2 separate regions of the Homo sapiens genome follow, and region 1 is linked to region 2. Evidence: chromatin contacts called from ENCODE Hi-C or POLR2A ChIA-PET data. All regions are on one chromosome and are shown on one strand. Each heading gives the region's core, a stretch centred on a gene start or an enhancer-like site at or near the end of the contact. The rest is flanking DNA. Distances are from core to core; before and after follow the strand shown. Region 1 overlaps PUS10 (pseudouridine synthase 10). Region 2 has its middle 35 kb from the start of MIR4432.

Region 1 (3,197 bases), core at 240-2,739, 610 kb after region 2:
TAAAACTAGGTCTTCAATGTAGATACATCTTACAGGTTATTTGGGCAGAGCTTCCCAACTGGCATAGCAAAGCAGTGGACTATGGTTGTGCCAAGATGTTGATCTCTTTAGTTCAGAAGGGTTGCTGGGCAGGGCCTCAGACAGTGGAAACCCCAGGCCTGTTGCTACCAATCTGAAGCAACTCCATCCTGTTAAGCTCAGGGTGCTGAACAAACATGGAATGTTTTAGATGTGCCATGATATAAGAAAAGTAGGGAGGTGCTGCTTTCGGCTTGGTCTGCATTTCTAATTATTTCTGCACAGGGCATTAGGCAAATGTTACAAACTTCTTTCCCCCAGTTCTAAAAGGCCCAGCAATTAGTCAAAGCAAGAGGCAAAACCAACAGATGTACATTTGACAATGAGCTTATGTTCTTTTTAACAATCACAACAACAAAATGAATGTCAGTAAAACTGTAGGAATGCCTAAGTCTACGTACCAAACCACCTACGAAACTGATGCATGAAAGATGACCAATATCGCACCACATCATTCTATCCTGACATGATACGAGCTAAGAGTGTATGTTAACTAACTTGTCCGTTAACATGAAGATTAGCTAACATTAAGATGATAAAGAAGAGTTTGAATAAAAATGCCCTTTTTGCAAATGTAGCCAGAAAGAGGACATGTTAATTCAGGACTGTCCTAAATAAAACAACTTACTTTGAATTATATATTCTAAACATTGATTTCTGGAAAATGGATATTAGCTGAAAGTTTGGAATGCTACTGATACTTACCATTGATTTTCTCAGATGATGTAATTTGAGGGATTAAAATCTAAACGTCGAATTTAATGAGTAATAGTAACATCACTGAAACACTGATTCTAAATTTAACATCGTCAGGGGAACAATCTAGACACTACACAAACATGAGGATGTTTGTGTGCTACAACTTCCTAGCCAGAGGTGAAGGTTGAAAAAGTTGAAAAACAAAAATTAATGTAGCAAATGGAAATATTTAAAAGCTGATTCTTAGTATAATAGAGTTGCCATGTTTCTGATGCATATCCTTTTTGTTGGAAATTTGAATATTCAGCTCAGACAAAACTCACTCAAGACTAAGAAGCGGGAACCTTTCCTTACCTGTTTGTTTTTGGCTGGCTTAAAACAATCTGGGCATATCGCAGCTCTAAAATAAAATTCAAGTTAATATAAAAGGTTAATGAGTTTATTTTGGGGTAGATATAATTCAAATATATTTCATACAAAATGGCTGCTAAACTCAGGACATCAGGAGCAGACAAAATGAGTCCCTGTATGAGCTATATCGGTTTGCCCAGGAACTATGTTCAAGGACACATTTTATTTTTTTGAGGGCACATTTTAAACCTACTAAGACATAACAAGTTCTTCTCTTTCTTATTAGGAAGAGAAGCAATACTATTTTCATGAAAACCAAACAGCATTAACAATTTTACACCATTGACGTTGTTTACATGGCAACTTACAGGAAGTGGCAATCCTCAACTGTTTCTGGGTGAGCAAAGACCACACTCACTTCAAACAAGCTCTAAAAATTATAAAGACAGTTTAAAAATGAGCAAAAGGAAACTAACATCTAACAACTTATTAATGGAAATAGAAATTAATTCTCAAAGATTGGCTCAGAAAAGAATGACCAGAAAAACTGGAAATACTACTGCTCTCAAATCAACTTGTTATCAGGGCAGCTGTAAAGGAAATAGTTTTGTTTTTTTTTTTAACTTCTAAAACTCAGTCATTAGTGATCCTACCAAAAAAGTTTTAAAATAAATGTGTATACTTTTTGGACAAATGTGTAAATTAGGTATAAAGATGAATGAGAATTTACAGAATTGAAAATAAATAATAACAGAGAGAAATGAAGAATTATTCTGCCAATACTATGATTTGAATTATTAGCAAGGCAAAAAACATACTATTCAGATCCCTAAAAACCATATGAAGCTTCTTTTTAAAGTGCTCAAACGTCTTAATGGATTTGAGTTTTAAAACCAGATCTTAATTTTTTTTGTTTTATTACAAAAATTATACACATAAATTATAAAATGATCAAATACAAGACAGTTTTTCAATCCCACGCCACTGAAGCAGAACCATTAACAATTTGATGTTTCTTTCTAGGCATTTTTGTGAATATAAATGTATATGTATTATTTTTTAAGACATGCTTTTGGAAAATTGCTTTAATATTATATCATGGAAATCTTTTCAACTCTAGGGACTGTCAGACATTTAAGCTGTAGAAAATTTTTCTGTAACAAAAAAAAAATGCTATAATGAACATCCTTGTACACCAAAAAAAGCATGATTTTATACTTTTACCTCCATGGAGAATATACAAAATTCCATATCGGGGAGGGGTCAGGGGCAGGAATAGCTAAAAATGCCATACTATGTTGCAATTTTGTCTTTATATTTACTGAGTTCATTGGATAGTTAGTAGACCTATTAGCTACTCTAGAATCACAATAATGAATAGCTTTTTTTTTCTCGCTCCTTATTCTAATCTATACAATAATTAAAATGAACAACGCATTCCTTTTATTCAGGGAAACTTCACTCAACCCACATCTTTTGTTTTCTATTTTCTGTTCTCACTGATACAACATGTAAAATTATTTGTGCTTCAAAACTGAAATTTGAGGTAAAAATATTTTGCATTAATGACTTCTCTAACTTCCAAAATACTTTCATTACCTCATTTCCTCTTCATGCTATCTGTGAAGTGGTTTTATTCTCTATTCTCTCAATACTCGGTTTACAGAACAGAGCATATTCTTACAGAAGGAAATATTACTGCATAATTCAGAATGGTTTTGAAAAACTGTTTAGCTTTAGTAGATGGTTTTGTGATTTTATTTGAATAGGGGTGTATCTGATATTCAGGGAATTTCCTTCTAGCAAAATGATGAAGCAATGAGGCCATAATATTAAAATCTAATTTAAGATGACCTTCCTGTTTTCACACCTGGAAGCCTGTTGAGTCTTCCCTGAAAGTCAACCCATTTCAGAGACTGAGGTAAGGTCTGCTCTGGAAAAGGGAAATGTTCTGTTTTCAAAGGCAGTTACTGCCTAAAAGTAAACAGGGGGATTTGAGATACCAACAAGGTAGGATTGAGCCCATACTCATTGTAGTTGAATAGGTTCTGTCCATGCATTTGAAAACA
Region 2 (3,002 bases), core at 10-2,509:
CTGCCCACACCAGCACGGCCCTCAGCCAGTCCCTTCCAGCCTCAGCTGTGCAGACATTGTGTGCTATGGGGATGAGGGCCACTTTGCACCCAGGAAGGCACCTGCACTCCCCCTGGACCTGTGCCCATTAGCGTGTTGATCCCAGCTAAAATGGCACAGCCTTGCCACAGTCACACAACATTGCATGAGCATCTTGGGGCAACAATTCTTTCCCCTGGGGCCACAGGCCCGGGCCCCAGAGGCAGCTGCCTGCCCGAAGCAAGACTTAGCCTTTCCTGGTAAGTCAAGAGAAGCCTAAGTGAGGTCTCCTTGATGATCCAGATATGGATCCCATGACACCTAAGGACACATCTAGGGAGGCTAGACTACCCACCGATGTAGGCTTCAAGGCCAGCACTGCTCTCACTCACATCCTTGAAGCAGGTGGCACCAGAATGGGGAATTGTGTGGTTCCCAAGAGCCTCTGTGGGGGAATTCCTCTCCATTCCTCTCTGCCCGACTGCCCTCCTCACCTGCTTCCACCTGCTGTTAGAAACAGGAGAGATGTGACCTGGAAGGCACCTCCAAGACCATCTGGTCCACCCTCTTTGTCTACAGATTCAGAAACTGAGTCCAGAGAGAGGAAGTCACTCACTTGGGGCATGCAGCTGCCTGAGTGAGGAAACAGTCTTCAATGGCAAGCCACTCAACACGTCTCAGAGAAGCCAGCCAGGGCTCCCTTCCCCCTTCTGGAGGCCGCGTCCGCACGTCCACAGTGCAGCAGGTGCCCAGCCAAGACTCTCGACTCAGGGAACAGGGTGGGAAAGCTTCTCAGGGGGAGCAGCCAGGAACACCGGGTGGTTGACTCAGTTCTCTGCACCAGTGGCGAAGGCTGGCTGCCAGCCTGCCTCTGGGGGCTTAATGTGGGTATAAACTTCTTGCAACTGTTGTAAGCAGGACAGGCAGGGAAGAGATGAAGGTGGCAGCGTTGTCTTCAGCTGACCAGTGTTCAGGCTGGAACTGGGAGTCGGGCCTGAATTCAGACCACAAAAAAAAGCTATTGTTAGGAGCCCCGTTCCCTATTAGGGATAGAGATCAGAGCTTGTGGAATTTACTTCTATTGAGTGATCCCCACTTCTCTCTGCCTGTCTAAATCCTCTCTTCTTTGAAAAGCAGCTCAGAGCTGCCTCTTTCTTGAAGCCTTCCTTGCCTACGAACACCCCCATGCAGTCTCCATCCTCTGAACAGCTTGCAGCATTTCCTTCAGGAGGCATCAAGGAACTGGGCACCCGTCATGAGTTCTGGGCTGCCGCTTAGATTACGCATGTGCCTGAGGTCATGGGACCAAAGGCTGGGCGTCTTCAAGAGGAGCAGGATGTTCTACCCCTTTAGTGCCCTCCGCAGCCCACGGCCCAGCAGAATACATAAAAGGTGTGCAATAACAACTTACTTGCCTGTTGACTGATTCCAGTTCCTCCCCCCAAAGGACAGCGAAGCCAACCACACACTCTTGAAATGCTTGTTTCTCCTGTCAGACATCCCTCATGTCCCCATGCCAGCACCCCCAGGCAGTTCCACGGGGAGAGGAGTGTAAGGTGGCAGAGTTGCCGACTGGGCTTCTGGAACTGGCATCAGGCTTGAGGGTCGTTTCGGTGGACTCCACACTGCCTCACGGACCAGGTGCAGCACAGCTGGCTAGGACCCGTAAGTCCTGCCTTGCATCCTCCCTCCCATCATTACAGCAACACACACACACACACACACACACACACAATGTCCTCATGTTTTTCCCTCTTTGGCTGCCCCTGAAGCCTATTTCCACTCAACTCCTCCTCTATGGATATGTTCGGACATGTGTAATTTATCCCAGGGCCCTTTCGGACTGGAGTTAATCTCACATCCTAGTCTACACGCATCACCTGCCACCCAACTCGTCCCCCAGGGACTCCCTCCAGCTCTGGGAAAGGCCAGGTGACAGCAGCTCTCACACCGGCTCTGGTGTGGAGAGGGGTCAGAGTAAGTAAAACCAGAAACAGAGAAATAGCAGCAGTAAAAGCAAATGCCACTGTGTTGCTGGACCTCACGGAAGCCCCTGCCCACATTTAGAAAGATCCTATAATTTCCAGACCGTCCTGGTCAATAATAATCCGAGAGAAACCTTAATGTTTGATTTCTTCCTCGTTGTGATTTGTGGCTTGTGGAGCTCAAGATCTTTGAGGCCAAAATGGTGTTTTTGTTCATTAGGCAAAGTTGCAGGCCCAGGCAGCAGCGGCTTTCTCCAGTCTGCCCCCGCCTGGCCCCAGCTGAGGCTCAGGAAACCTCCTTGGCAACGGCTAAGGGTCTCACAGTGACATTAACCCAGCCACATTCCACACATGTAATATTCCCGAGTAGTACTTAAGCTTGTAAATCCATTTTTTATGATGCAGAATTGTACAGCATGTGCAACGCGATGCGGATGTGTTAACATCACCGTGAGAAACTTAACTTTTGAATATCCTTGTTTTGGGAGGTACACATTTTACAACTTCAGCAACATGTTACCAAACATTTCTTACACAGTTACTTCCATACAAGGTTCAAGGTGGTTGGTTATATTTAAATATAGAATTTCCCCCTACCTGATCACACTGAACAAATTAAAAATGGCTCAATTATTTGCATCAAGTTCTGGGTTTCTTACTGACGCCCTTGCTTCCCTATTGTAGCTTTGAAATTAGACTTTTAATTGTGCTTGTGAAACAAAAACACAGGAGGCCATTTTCATTGCAGAACAGAAAGTTACAGGCAAAGTTAAATGCACCTGCATTTCTTTCTTTGTTGGCTGGGGGTAGGGTAAGGAGGGAGGAGGAAGAGAAAGATTTCTATTTCAATGTCTCACTTCAGGTCAGAGATTAGAACTTCCAAGCTCTGTGTGAACAGGGCACCTGCTCACCTTCTCTGGGCTGTGATTTCCTGCTCCAGCACCAGCGTGCTTCAGCATTGACAGAGGAGAAAAACTTATCCAAGTGATTTGGGCAAAT

What was found. Hi-C counts contacts between places; a loop is a spot of excess contacts on that map. ChIA-PET counts read pairs that join two places held with the same protein, here RNA polymerase II (POLR2A). Pooled maps may share reads with other maps.
Region 1: a pooled map shows a loop between it and region 2 (3-fold over the local background). The contact joins two enhancer-like sites. A Hi-C loop is called at or near these places in 5 of 37 single-sample maps with no recorded cell type and 3 of 50 pooled maps. POLR2A ChIA-PET finds 5 or more read pairs at or near these places in 1 of 52 experiments (B cell).

Annotation. Positions count from the first base shown.
Region 1 is chr2:60,963,927-60,967,123 of GRCh38, forward strand. It overlaps PUS10 (pseudouridine synthase 10), which reads right to left. Exons shown (of 18, transcript NM_144709.4): 7 at 1,497-1,558; 8 at 1,132-1,177. Among named protein-coding and RNA genes, the nearest start is that of PEX13, 52 kb to the right of the region's middle. Within about 2 kb of position 1,490, at least 6 of the 41 ENCODE cell types and tissues checked have a DNase peak (open chromatin) inside an H3K27ac peak, as active enhancers do; they include B cell, where a contact is called at or near this core.
Region 2 is chr2:60,351,297-60,354,298 of GRCh38, forward strand. No RefSeq gene overlaps it. Among named protein-coding and RNA genes, the nearest start is that of MIR4432, 35 kb to the right of the region's middle. RefSeq lists enhancers at 306-385, 1,156-1,655, 2,136-2,215, 2,356-2,405. Within about 2 kb of position 1,260, at least 5 of the 41 ENCODE cell types and tissues checked have a DNase peak (open chromatin) inside an H3K27ac peak, as active enhancers do; they include B cell, where a contact is called at or near this core.